2 separate regions of the Homo sapiens genome follow, and region 1 is linked to region 2. A link is a contact called in ENCODE POLR2A ChIA-PET data. All regions are on one chromosome and are shown on one strand. The core of a region is the stretch at or near the end of the contact, and the rest is flanking DNA. Distances in the headings are between cores, read along the strand shown.

Evidence for each region. ChIA-PET counts read pairs that join two places held with the same protein, here RNA polymerase II (POLR2A).
Region 1: POLR2A ChIA-PET joins it to region 2 with 11 read pairs in A549. The contact joins two enhancer-like sites. POLR2A ChIA-PET finds 5 or more read pairs at or near these places in 2 of 52 experiments (A549 and SK-N-SH).

Annotation. Positions count from the first base shown.
Region 1 is chr6:22,233,933-22,241,123 of GRCh38, forward strand. No RefSeq gene overlaps it. Among named protein-coding and RNA genes, the nearest start is that of PRL, 60 kb to the right of the region's middle. Within about 2 kb of position 2,884, at least 3 of the 41 ENCODE cell types and tissues checked have a DNase peak (open chromatin) inside an H3K27ac peak, as active enhancers do.
Region 2 is chr6:21,881,390-21,889,100 of GRCh38, forward strand. All of the region lies in intron 4 of CASC15 (cancer susceptibility 15), which reads left to right. Among named protein-coding and RNA genes, the nearest start is that of CASC15, 220 kb to the left of the region's middle. Within about 2 kb of position 4,227, at least 13 of the 41 ENCODE cell types and tissues checked have a DNase peak (open chromatin) inside an H3K27ac peak, as active enhancers do.

The DNA.
Region 1 (7,191 bases), core at 1,634-4,133, 350 kb after region 2:
TGTAACATGTCCCTTTCCTGAGAACATTAACTGTGGATGTTTCCTTCGTGTGGTAGTTTTCTTGCTTTACACCAAGTGACTTGTCAAGAACTCTATAGCTTGTTGCACACGTGGCTCAATCAAAAGGAGTTTTATAGAAACTGTATTGCTGCACAACTCTACCTAATAACACTGCTTTAGATTAAGCAGGGCTAATCAACCCAAGCATACCCTTTCTTTTTGTGAGTTTGAATTCATAACGTACAAAGAGATAGAAGTAAGCAATCCAAGGTGAAGCAGAGACTGAGATGCTGAATCATCAGGATGGTGAAGTGATAGAGCTGGGAGCCACAGATGCCCTCTGTTCTGAAATTTGCCTTTTTGCCCTCAGATCCATTCTCTATATTTCTCCAGCACTGATATCTATCACTAACTCCTGGTTATGTTAAGTTGATGGAAGGCACCGGTAGGAGATATGGCTGCAGGAAGAAGGGAAAAGCCAGTATATTTTCCCCTCTCTTCCTGTCTCAGTTGGTGTCTTTGGCAGAGGCTATATAACCTTTATGATTCCAGCTCCTGCCTGAAAGCATCTCATTTGATTGTGCAACCTCCCACCAGGCAGGCCCACCGTCGTCCTCTTTCCCCCAGGTGGCCATGCTTTGTCATTTCTTGTAACACCACCTTCTCTCTTTGTCTTTCCAGCTCTCAGGGTGACAGCAGATTATTGCTGATTTTAATGAGACCCACCATTGCCTATTGATCTTCTCACATTTTCATCTCTTGTGAAACCAATTCCTGTATTAAATTCCTTCTACTTGAAGCATCTAGAGTTTTCTTGTGTTGACCACAATGCCATACTTTGCTAAGGAGATGAATTCTAGAGTTGCTCTCTAGAAACCATCTATTCACCCTAAAAAATGATAAAGAACATTCTGCTTTCAATCTTTGGTATGTATTGCAGAGTTAGTTTTGGAGTTTCTTTCCTTTCTCATAGGCCTTACAATATTTATTTAACATTTGAGATAACCTGAATGTATCTATTCTTGCAACCTGAGCATCCAGGATAACTCAGGCAATAACTTGTAAGAGAACAACACTCTTATTTTTTTAAAAAAGATGAATGGTTTAATCAGATAGATGATCACAGAAAGGTTTAAGTTAAAAGCAGATCCTAATTGCAATCTCCTTATTATTTACATGGATGTTTATTCTACTTATCCATTTACCAGCTGGAATTCTTAGACTCGGCCCCAGTGGAAAGGGCAAACTCTGATTGGAATATGAACACATTTCATGGCTACAGTAATATTTTTTACTGTACAATGGAGATACTCAAGGTATTCATTAGTTAGCCACATTTCTATAAAAGCCTCAGAATTAACCTCACAATATTGCTACAATATTGCTACATGGAAAAAGCTTGAAAGGCAGCTTGATCTTTTGGGAGGGGACATAAGCAATCTGGAGTTAAGGCATCTATAATTTTTTTAAGTCCCATAGGGGATTCTAATATACTCCCAGTGGTGAGAAACACAAGTTTAGATTGGTAGAATAAAACAATGTCTTTCAATATTTTTTCCCAATAATTATTCTAGCTATATGGTAGGTTTTCTTGCTCTAAGTTGATGTATGATATTAAAAGCATATTTGAAAGAATAAATGATTTTGCATAGTGATATGGTTTGGCTCTGTGTCCCCACCCAAATATCATCTTGAATTTTACTACCATAATTCCCATGTGTTGTGAGAGGGACCTGGTGGGAGAAAATTGAATCATGGAGGCAGTTCCCCCATACTGTTCTCCTCATAGTGAATAAGTCTCATGAGATCTGATGGTTTGATATGGTGAAACCCGTTTTGCTTGGCTCTCATTCTCTTCTCTTGTCTGCCACCATGTGAGATGTGCCTTTCAACTTCCACCATGATTGTGAGGTCTCCCAAGGCACGTAACTGTAAGTCCAATAAACCTCTTTCTTTTGTAAATTGCCCAGTATCAGATATGTCTTTATCAGCAGCATGAAAATGGACTAATATGCATTGTTTTAAATTAAATTTGTATGAATAGCATGGCATTTGCTTGGCATAGAGTAGAAAACCACATAAAAGAATATAGCATGTTTTATGGGATATCAGCATATGGGGCATGCCAAGTTGAATTTCAGACCGGAGTTAAGTCAAGAGGAAGATGGCAGTGTAACTGTCTCAGACTGTTATATGCCAGAGACTACACTCCTGAGTTTCATAGTCAGTTGTTGCAGCACAACTGCTATGGTTTAAATGTCCCCTCCAAAACTCATGTTGGAATTTAATCCCCAATGTGGCAGTATTGAGAAGTGGAGTCCTTAAGAGATGATTGGGTCATGAGGGCAGGATTAATCCATTCATAGATTAATAAGCTAATGGATTAGTGGGTTATCATGGGAATGGGACTGGTGGCTTTGTAAGAGAGGAAGAGAAATCTGACCTAGCACACTCAGCCTCCTCATCATGTGATGCCCTGAATCAACTTGGGAATCTGCAGAGAGTCCCCACCAGCAAGAAGGCCCTCATCAAATGTAGTCCCTTAACCTTGGACTTCTCAGCCTCCATAATTTAAGAAATAAATTCCCTTTCTTTATAAATTACCTAGTTTCAAGTATTCTGTTATAAGCAACAGAAAACGGACTGAGATAACTACTTAAGAAACATCCTCATTAAATTGCATGAAGGGAGTTTGCAAGTGGTGGCTTGGAGCACTGCTAGCTGACAGGCACAGAAGTCATGCTTATTGTAACACAATTCTGCTGGGCAGGAAGGAGGACAACCCAAGCCATCTGCTGCACATCACGATGAGGGGAATGACCAAACGCTAGTTGAACAGATGAAATAACTGAGAGGCAGCCAAGCTGTCTGGTGGTACAAGACTGGTGAGTAACAAGAGCAAACAAATCTTCCTAGACATGGAATAGACAAGAAGAGGAGTGATGACTCACTGAAATAGAGGCTGTGGTTTGATTCTCCATACTTGGGAAAGATCAGGCTGTGCTAACCTGCTTTCAGATTCAGAGAGGTGCAGCAAACTTGCATGGGGTAGGGCTGAGAGTCCTGGTGAGGAGCGTACTGACATAAGGGACCTGAACACTTCCTGAAAAGTGGCACATTCCAAGGGACTGAGAGAATCCAGGATTTGGAAACATAGGGTTTTCTCTGCATTTGCCATTACCTGGTGATAATGACCCGAGGGTGGGTTTTCACATCAAGTCAGATGAGTGGTGTCTTTTGGAAAAAGAACAGCCAAGATCTGGAGGAGCTAGAGCTTCCAAAGAGGCACAAGGGGGAACGGTGCCAAGAGTGTGAGTCTGAGATTTCTCACACAGATTCTGGGGCCACCTATTTTCTTAACACCGTCTGTTTTGTTTATGTTCCTCTACTGCTTTCCACTGATGCTTCTTTCTTACAGAGGAAAAATGCAAAATCCTGTGTCAGTGTATTTTACTTAAATGATAAGTGATTCAGATGGGCTGTGTGATGTTACTCATTTCAATATTAATGGCATCAGAGTGATTCAATAGATAATATTTTCCTAACTTATCTGAAATAGTTATTTGGAATTGTTCGCACAGTTATTTTATCAAGATTTTCTATTTATGGCGTAAAACATAAGGCAAGTAAGATAAATCATTTCATATTGATGAGGAAAATAAGAAAAAGGCTCTGTAGTTTTATTTTCTTCCCTTGGACTTTAACACTTTCAATGAAAAGACCTCAAGGCATATGCTTCTTTGAGATAAAATACATTTTGCATCACTGTCTTTCCTCTCACATCATGGGTCTCTGCCTTCACCCTCTCAGATGGTGGCTCAGAGGCATGTCTTATCTCTTCCAAACATGCATCATGCCATGTTATATTTCTTAAATGAATGAAAACCTTGTTTAAACAGGGGAGCAATATAATGATCACCTCACCTGTTTAAATGACTGTATGAGTATGCTTTGGTCATCATCATTAAAAATGTGTTTACTTGGCAAGTTCTACTGCTTTATGAATTACTCTACAATAATTCTCCCATAATAGTTATTAGTCAATGAAAATGTAGTTTAGTGACTATTTCATGTATTTTAAAATTCAAGGCAACAGTTTAATAAAATGAAAAAGGAATGGGTTTTGGAGTTAGAGCTTAGTTCTGATTCTAGGTTTTCTATTTACTTCTTGTGTGACCTTGGGCAAGATATATGACCTCAGATATGAAGAACTCAGATGCCTCATTTATGAAATGAGAATAAAACCTACTTTGTTGGGTCACAATGAGAAAAAGGCACTAGGTTAAAATACCTGGCAGGGTTCTGGCACAGAGTAGACGACATAAAAATAATTTTTTGCTTCTTTTAGACTTTTCGTTTTCCTATTTTAAATCTTCTACTTCAGAATTCGCCGGAGATGTTTTATTTTATTAGATTTAAAGTTGACTTTGTTCGCATTTTGCAAGAATAAGTCAAATTTGCGTTTTCTTAAGATACAAGATACCAGACATTGAGAATGCAACCATGGAGCTGGTGAGTCAGGGCAAGTTTTGGCTCTGGTGATATTTCTCTTGCCTTTTTGATCATTTAACATCTTTCCATTTTAATTTCAAATTCTCCAAATGTTAGCAAAACTAGCACTTTCCAGTTCTTTACAAAACCGTTTAGAATTTATATTCTAGAGAGGACTAAATGGGTGGCAACATTTTGAATACTTGCAAAAACAGTTTGACAAGTTCAGTTTAAAGAAAAGGGACACGAGTAATGGGCATGCAAACAAACTTATGGGTACAAATTCAAGCTGCTTGCCTTTTTTTCCAGAATGACTGGTTTGCAGTTTTAAAAGACCCAAACAAAGAACCCTTTCTATAGAGAATAATAACTTACAATATCACTGTGGTCGGCAGGTCAGCTGGGGAAGGGGCTAGGTAACAGAGAACATGTTACTGGGCTTCGTTTTCTTCTAAGCAAGGGCATATCCCATATTTCAAGAGAATACCTATCATTTTCTAATCTAAAAAGAAACCAGCTTTAGAAACAGTGTGATGTAGTAAAAGGATATGAGCTTTGGAGCTAGATAGACTTAGGTTCAGCCCTCGGCAGAGGCCATAAGCCAGCTGGACACATTTGAGGGGCTGTTTATCCATCTGTGCCTTCGTATCTGAAAAAGGGGATGCTTCCATCCAACTCGCTGGCTGGTTGTGAGAATTCAATGAGATAATGCATGAAAAAGTGCTTTGCATATACTAGAATCTCAATAAGAGATACTGATTTTAACTAATGATATTTTTATTTCTAATGTTGAAGTTAAACCAATCTTAAGAGGCCAAGGAGGTTTGGAAACCTCACAGAGTTCTTATGAAGAAATCTTTCAGGAGCGTCTGTGAAATAATATCATGAACATATGGAGTAGATTTCTAACTTGAACACACTGTGGCCTCAGGATTAAGATGAAAATTACTGACTTTAAACCACCCTGGAAAGTTTGACAGGAGTTCAACACATTTGACCCTTTACAGACCTGAATTTGCCAATACCGAGGAGCCAGGGAGTGTTGAATGAAGAAATATGTCTGCGTCCAAGCCTTCAGAATCCATGTGATTTAAAGTTCAGGGTTGCACATACAACTGACCTATTGTGGGATTGACCATGGATGTTTCTTAATACCATGACCACTTTTTCCTCTCTCCTGCTCCATCTATATTTCTGGTGGCACTCCTTAGAGATTAAATCACTACCTCAAGCAAAGCATTTTCTTTAGTGCTACTCTTTAGCTCATTCCCAAAATTATGCTGCAGTTGGATAAGGTTCAATTGCTTCTGAGAGACCGTTGTTTGACTTTTGGATTCCATTCACATGATTTTGTCCTTCATAACTCATAGATGATCATTAATAATAAATGCTGTCAAGAGTATGTTATGTGAAAAGTAATATTAAGAGGCTGAACTTCTAAGGCAAGACCTATTAGGCTTCCCTAAAGTTGTAGGGAAACTTATTACCTCTCTGAATTATGCTTCTCAATCTTTCTCATGTGTCTTCTTGTCTTACAGTCTTAACGCAGTTGTATAATAGAATTACAATTTAGAAAATGTCAGAACTGAGGGTTCATTAGTCCAACCTCCTAACCCTACTGGTAAGAGAACTGATGAAAATATTTACTTTGAAAGAATATTTTAAAAGCGTATATATTGTCTTAAAGATAATCAGACTGTTAATATTGGTAACAATCCTATGAAAGGATACTTAAGCCAAGGCCAAATTAAAGATTGAGAAACCAAGTTGCTCATGTGTCCATTGATTGTTGAGCAATAGAGGAGAGCATGACTTAGTGAAGCACATTTTGGATTTCAACAAATTGAGGTTCAACTCTCAGTTTTATTAGTTGTGTAATCCAGTTACTTAACTTTAAAAGCCTCAGGACCTTGATTTTATAAATGATAATAAGGATGCTACCATGTAGTAATGCTGTAGGTATTGCAGAAAATATGCAAAGAAACTAAAGCAAACCTAACATGCAGTATATCCTCAATAAGTGATAATTATGAACACATAATAACCCAAAAGAAAACCCTCAAAGTACACCAAAATAGAACCTCCTTAAAGCGTAAATCTCACAGGACCTATATAACAATAACACAATGAAAAAAAGCCAAGGTATTCAGGCAACAAATAGTACAATGAGTAGAATAGTACCTCACATTTCAATACTCACATTGAAAGTAAATGGCCTAAATGCTTCACTTAAAAAATACAGAATAGATAAGAATCAACCAACCAAGTTCCTTCTGTCTTCAGGAGATTCACCTAACACATAAGGACTCACATAAACTTAATGTAAAGGGGTGGAAAAGATATTCCATTCAAATGGACACCAAAAGTGAGCAGGAGTGGCTATCCTTAATCAGACAAAACAAACTTTAAAGCAACAGCAGTTAAAAAAGACAGAGAGGGACAGTATACAATGATAAAATAACTAGTCCAACAGGAAAATGCCACAATTTTAAATTTATATGCACCTAATACCGGAGCTCTAAAATTTATAAAACAATTACTACTAGACCTAAGAAATGAGATAGACAGCAACACAATACTAGTGGGGGATTTTAATACTCCACTGAGAGCACTGGACAGGTCATTAAGACAGAAAATCAACAAAGAAACAATGGACTTAAACTATACCCTACAACAAATGGACTTTACAGATATTTACCA
Region 2 (7,711 bases), core at 2,977-5,476:
TGTTTTTCAAGATGGAGTCTTGCTCTGTTGTCCAGGCTGAAGTGCAATGGTGCAATCTCGGCTCACTGCAACCTCTGCCTCCTAGGTTCAAGCAATTCTTCTGCCTCAGCCTCCCAAGTAGCTGGGATTATAGGTGTCCACCACCATGTCCAGCTAATTTTTTGTATTATTATTATTTTTTAAAATTTCTTCAAGAGATGGAGTTTTGCTCTTGTTGCCCAGGCTGGAGTGCAATGGCATGATCTTGGCTCACTGCAACCTCCACTTCCTGGGTTCAAGCGATTCTCCTGCCTCAGCCTCCCCAGTAGCTGGGATAATAGGTATGCGCCACCACACCTGGCTAATTTTCTATTTTTAGAAAAGATGGAGTTTCTCCATGTGGGTCAGGCTGCTTTTGAACTCTTGACCTCAGGTGATCCACCCACCTCGGCCTCCCAAAATGCTGGGATTACAATAGGTGGAGCCACCACGCCTGACCATTTTCATATTTTTAGTAGAGACAGGGTTTCACCATGTTGGCCAGGCTGGTCTCGAACTCCTGGCCTGAAGTTATCTGCTCGAAATCCCAAAGTGCTGGGATTACAGGTGTAAGCCACTATGCCCGACCAATCCATTGTATTTTGTGATCCATTTCCCCACAGCAAAGAGTTTTTTGGGGGTGATTAGTTGTCCTAGGTTACTTCCATTGAGGGTTCTTAACTGGTTTCCTTGAGTAAGAATTAGAGATTAGGTGGTGATCTCATGAAACCACTGTAGAGGGGGTGGTTATACAGAGAACAAATATATTAAATGTTAAAGAAACTTGGCACTTGAACTTAAGTGTTCTCAAAATCAGACCTTGACTGTTATTTAAGTCTGGTTCCTGCAAGCAGAGCCTGGGGCAAGCCATTTGGACTTGTCACAGAGGTAGCCTTTGGGCAGATGCTAATGGCACATGAAGAAAGAGTGACCACAGTGTTTTATGTAGGTTCCTTTGATCATTCTTAACTGGTTTTTAATATTATACCAACATTTAATCAGAAACCAACATAGTTCTCAGTACTCTAACTCTGGGAATCATCTCTATATCCCAGCCCCAAAACCTACAGTGGAAGATTGGCTGTTTTGTCAATATCTCATGTAAGAAACTCTTCCTTTGAGAAAAACTATAGCAGTGAGGACTTAGGATTTCTTCGTGTTTATCCCAGAATGCTGAGGGAATTCAGGAATCATATCTTTCAGTATCTCAGAACCCTACACAGTGCCCGTCTTTTTAGTGTGGTTTTTCAGTTGGATTGCGTTTCTGAGGCCCCTGTAGGAATCTTCCTTTGGAATCTTTATAAACCAGATAGAATCTAATTGGTGAGAGAAGCCAGAGAATCCAATAAACCTTGTCCCTTCTCTCTTACTGTACTATATCCATCTATACCTATTTTTTAGGTTTAAGTTGTTTTAAACTCTAAAGGTAGAGTAAACATTAAATTGTATGTTTTACTGTTCACATTTAGCAATGGTAAATTGCTAAGAGAATTAAAAAAATAAGAAACCCTACCTTTCAGTAATAGGCTGGTGAAGTATCATTAAATCCTTAGAAATCAAAAAGAAATGGGCAAAATTCAAGATATTGTGAGTACCTTGTTAGGATAATCGTGGTAGAGACTTCTGTCTGCCTATATCTATCCCGATTTTCTTTCTTTTTTCTTTTTTCTTTTTTTTTTTTTGAGACAGAGTCTCGCTCTGTCTCCCAGTCTATAGTGCGGTAGCACCGTCTTGGCTCACTGCAGCCTCTGCCTCCAAGGTTCAAGTGATTCTCCTGCCTCAGCCTCCCTAGTAGCTGGGATCACAGGCACGCGCCACGAAGACTGGCTAATTTTTTTGTATTTTTAGTAGAGACAGGGTTTCACTGTGTTGGCCAGGCTGGTCTCGAACTCTTGGCCTCAAGTGATCCACCCGCCTTGGCCTCCCAAAGTTTTGGGATTACAGGTGTGAGCCACATACCCAGCCCTGATTGTTTCTTTGTGGATGGTTGGGCTGTTTAAGAAACATGGATTTTTTTTTTTACTGTCTCCACTTAGAATTTTGTTGTTCAGGTCTTTTTCTATGAGTTCCATAGCAATATTTTGGCCATGATTCTTGCTTGGACTTGATATTTTTAGGCTTCGTGAGGATTTATCATTCTATCGTCTAGGCATCCTGCCTTCTGATCATTCTCCTTGTTGCTTCCATGCTGGAAGTGATGCTAGAGGCACAGGTCTGTGCAATTACTTCTACACCGTAGGTACCTGGGGTGCTTAATGGCAGAGACTGTATTTGTCAGTTGGTGGTTTAGACAAGTTACAGGTAAAACACTATGAAAGCCTCTGTCTAGATTCTTATCTCTCTTTCTCTAGCAGAATCAAACAGACAGAAATGAAGTTGAATGCTGGGAAGTCTTTGTTTAAAAAAGTGGTTGCTGTTGTCTAGAATCACAGAGACACTCAGAAGGAATTGGGACTGGATGTGGAGGAAAGACATCATAAAACTTTACATTGAAAGCCAAAGATGTGAAGTTAGGCCTAGTCAAGTGTTAATTCTGAAAGATCAAAACACATCATCCTGGACTGTGAAGGTGTGCCTTCTGTAAGTTAAATGGAATGAGATCTTCTTCAGTGCACCTGATGTCTTGGGAAGGGTGAGTTGAGGCGTGGTGGATGTGAAACATGATCTCATTATAAATGTTCCCATTTGTTTTATGTGTTCAGTTTGTTTTGTGCTATCTAGATAGGAAATCTAAAGGCTGAGAAAATGTCTGCTGTAGACATGGCAGTGATTCTTTGATACTAAATAGTTGGAGGGGAGCCGAGTGATTGCGTGACTTATTTTTAGACAATATAGGGACTCCCTTGCAAAGGGAGGAGTTGGGAAGAATAGACGTGTTAGGAACCAGGTTAGCCTGGAGATTTCTCTGGTTACCTGAAGCTGGAAAAATATTGGAAGAAGAAATTATTCAATGAGAACTCATGCAGACCTGAGTCTCCAGTTATGCCTAAGTGGCCATGTCAGATCTGTGAACCTCTCTGCTGGCTTCTTAACAAACCCATATTTTTACAAGGAAGATGATCTGGGTTAGAGGAATTATTAATTATATTTCAGCTCACAAATTCCTCTTTACTATCACCCCTTTAGCCCCATGTAAACTCTGTTAGGGTTTGGTTAAGTGTAGAAACTGATATGTAAGCAAGAGTAAGAAGATGAAGTCACTTATCTGGAAATTTCTTTAAACCTTTAATTATTGTAAACAAAAGATCTGGTCTCTTTGGAGCTGGTAGTAATGTCTTAGTTTTGTGGCTGTTAGTTTTTTGACTCTATCAGACTGAGTCATTGTTTTATTTGAAGATCTAGAATAACATCATCTACAAAGAAATGATTACAGTAATTGATCTTGATACTGCCTCCTCCTAGTTGTATTTATATAATTATCTAAAAGGGTTTTTAATAGAATTACTGCAACAAGCCTGAAAAAGTCTGTGCTAAGTGGTAACACCTTGAAACAGGATCAATATGATCCCGCCTTCAAGGGGCTTTTGGATTTGTCTAGCCTACTATATGGCTGAGTACTAGACTCAGTTATCCCATTCCTCAGCAAAAGAAACTACAGAAGTTTGAGGGAATATCAGACTCTTGGCACACAATTGACATTTAGTAAACACTTGATAGGCAGTTGGTAGTGGGTGGCAGCATTCACAGATGAATTCTGAAGTAGATGGTGAATGATGCTGAGATTTTCTTTACCAGTCCTGGTGACACTGCCTGAGCTCACATGATAAGATCCTGGTAGAGTAGCATTTATTCTTCTTTTGCAGACTCAGCTAAGAGGACTTTGCAGTTGAGGCTGAATCTTGATCCATGTAGTCCATTCCCGATGGTGCTATTTAGAAGGCCTTTTGTTGTCTGAGCAAAGTTGTCTTCCTGGCCTTACTACTGAATCTTGGCAAAGGATCAATGGGTAAGCCCCATCCTCCAAAGATCTCATATAACATAACTGGTATCAGGACACTGATTACATGCAAGCAGTTCCCACATGAAGAGCTTTAAAATTGAGATTTTTCTTTGAAATTTAAAAGAAGGTGGAATAAAAATGTGCTTGCTTTCCAACATAGATCGATTAGCTGGCACGGAGAGAACACCGGCCTTTGAAATCTATAGGCATCCTGTTGCAGGCCTGACCCAGCTGACCCTGGGAGATTAGTAATGGTCTGTGCAGCCTGCTCTGTCAGCAAGTCTGGCAGGGTGTGCACAGATGGTGCCAGTTGGAGAAAATCACTGCCGAACAGTGCACTAAAGCCTCTGCCTTGGCCATTCTGCCTTGGAGGAGGAGCCGAGAGTGAGACTGGGTGGTTTACAGACGTGTTCCTGCCAAATGCCTTGGAAGAGACCTCAGAGGATACCAGTCCGGGTTTAGGATGCATTTGCTGATTATTACTTAAGTAATGTTTTCTTGTCATAGCTTAGGCCTTCCTGAGTTGTTGGGCATCTGGGATTTTTACAGGGTCTGTGGCCTTGGGGTTGTTCTGAAAGGGAATTTGAAATGAGAACTGATCTCATTCCAAGGAGTCAAGCATAATGCAATACTTGTTTTCCTAGAGTCAATCAGCCTAGGGAAAATGCGAGTAGGCTGGAAGCGGGGAGGAGGAGGAGTCTGAGAGTTTGAGTAATCAACTTAACCCAGGGGTAAAAAGAATTTTATTATAGAAAGCAGCACACATGACCTCTGTCCTTCCAGCTGCCACCAGTTTCTGGGTTGTCGAGTGATACCCTGAAAGTTTACAGTCAACACTCCTTGTGTGGGGTCAGTCCTAGAAATGGCGACGCTGCTCTCCGAAGATAGGAAAGAAAAGGACCTCATTCCATTGAGCCATTGACCGAAATATTTTCTCAACAAAGTTGAACTGAGCTGAAACTGTAAGCCTGTTCTTCCTAATTAGACATTTTATTCTTTGAAAATTCTACTTGGAGTTGCGTTGAAAAGTCAAAGTTGAGGAAATGCATCTTTCTAAAATACTTCCCTCTGAGCTGTATTTCAACAGGTTGAGGACAGGCTGAAAAAATATTAATGTTGAATGAAAGATGTGAGGGTGTCTGGGTGTCTGTAATTACAGAGGGTAACTGAATCAGTGAGTGGACTTTTCCCATTCCCAACTTTTTTGGTATTCTTCCTGCCACAACTTTGTCTTTTAAGTCTCCATCCAGGTTAGTTCTGGCTTTGTAGTTCGTTACTGTTTAACAGACTTGTTTGATTCCTTTTGTGTTGTTTTATGAACTGTGGTGTTGTTTCACTCTGGAAGAATTTTCCTTGGAGATGCTGCTGCTGTGAAATGAGAACTTCTCTTTTGGGTTTTTGAATGACCACCCCCACCCAAAGATACAAAGAAACCTATCGTGTTCAGTGCACTCTAGTGCTTTTGAAATTGGTGTATGGGAGCATGCTCTGGAGGGAGAGCTGAGAGAATGAACAGGGCATTTGCCAACCTCACACAGTGAGTGCAGACTGACACATACAGCAATACTTGCTGGAATCTGGAAGAGAGAGATAGAAAGCACACTTAAATCAGACAGAAGTGTAACTTTTCTTGTTTAATAGAGCATAGCTCAGGCATGATAGCTTTATTGACAAGATGGGAGGCCGAAGAAAGGAGAGAAGTCAAGGATGACTCAAAGTATGAGTTAGGAGAAAGCAGTGGGTACTGAAATACTTTGGCAAGAGGAAGATGAGGAGTTCAGTTTTAAGTAGTTTGTTTTTGAAATGTCCATTAGGTCTTTGGATATCTGGGTCTGGGTTTGATCAGAGAGGTCTGGGATGGAGATAGTAATTTCAGAGTTGCTGACACACAGCTGGTGATGAAGCCACAAGAGTGAATAAGGTAGCACAGAGAACGAAGAGAAATGGGAGTGGATGAAATTTGGTATAGAACTAAAAGCACACTGTGATTTCTCTCCCGCGCTGGTATTTGAACAATGACATGTATTTGCCTAGAGAAGACAAATAACAAAAATGACTGGGTGATTGTGTGTGGATCACGCTTGTTATATCTTTGATAGGGAAATTCAAAACGGTCTGTGGAAGTGTAGAAATAAATTCTTGAAAATGACCCTGAAGTAGATTTTTGGAGTGCTTTGGTCCGTTTCACAGATGCTTTACCATTTGAAGTAGATGCCAAAACAAACGAGAAGATAGATAGCTCAGGGTTTGTAGTACATGAAGCCAGCATCTGCTAGTTTATTTAGTAGCAGGAGCAGGAAGAGCAGAGGGAGAAGAGTGCAGCAGCCGCCAAGAATAAAACCTGGTCAAGAGGCCACATCAGCCCAGCTTGGCAGACGGGCCTGGTGGCTTTGGTAATTATACTGGTGCCTGCTGTATGTGGGCCTTTTCCACTGAGTTTAAAAAAGGCTTTCCTCTAACTACCAGGTCTCCCAGCAGTTGGGCCACTTTTGCCCTCGGTGGTTTTTCCCTGTGGAATATTTGCCGTGTCTGTGCTCCGTGGCTGTGTTTGCTGACTCCAGGGTAATACCCTTGGCCCTGCTGTTTCATGTGGCTCCTGCCCGTCTCCCCCTCCTGACTTAGCTCATAGAAGGTTTGTGAGGACATGCCCTTCGGGAAGAGCCCAGGAGAAACCACATGACTGCATGGCTAGACCAGCACACGTGGACTTGACCAAAGCCTTGTCTTTTTCCTTCTCTCCACCTCCCTCCCTTTTTAATCTATTAGTACTTTTGACATAAATAATATGTAACTGACTCAGATCTACAGAAATATCATGGCAAGGCACATACCTAGTGATGAGGGCCCATTAGCACTGAGACTTCCTTTGGGTTAATAATTTCATTATGGATAGAACTCCCTTTTGATACTCACCTTTTTTTTTAATTTTTATTTTTTGAGATGGAGTTTTGCTCTTGTTGTTCAGGCTGGAGTGCAATGGCGCAATCTTGGCTCACTGCAACTTCCGCCTCCTGGGTTCAAGCGATTCTTCTGCCTCAGCCTCCCAAGTAGCTAGGATTGCAGGCATGCACCACCACGCCCAGCTAATTTTTTGTATTTACTAGAGACAGGATTTCCCATGTTGGTCATGCTGGTCTCGAACTCCTGACCTCAGGTAATCCACCCGACTTGGCCTCCCAAAGTATTGGGATTATAGGCGTGAGTCATTGCGCCCGGCCTTGACACCCACATTTGCCACCAATTCTATTTTAAGTATGCTAACTCTGATAATGACATAGGAAGAAAACATACTTTAAAACTGTAGGGAAATCAATCCCAAAAAGAATTCCATGCTTTTTCCTTTGTGTACTTCCACTATCTATAGTCCCAGAGTACATCTCCAAGAGGCATTTTTGTTTCTATCCACATTGGGGGTATTGCTCGTATCACTTTATGGGAGAAGAAATCCATAGGTACCAGTTAATAATGCATTTTGGGCCTCTTGTTATTTGTATTATTCTTCAGAAGGTGTCATAGAGTACATTGAGACCAGGGTATCCTGAATATGTGCAGTTGGAAACACTTCTGGCATTTGTTGAAGTTTTTGTTGTTGTTTTAAGACTCCATTCTGCTATTCTTAAGTTTGTTTTCTCTTTTTGCTCCCATCAGTGTTTTCTTTTCTTTTTAAAAATATTCATCCACAGTCTCCTTTATATAAATATCAGACAGTAATAAATAGTTAGGTTTAGTCTTTCTTTTCTTCCCCCTGCCTAT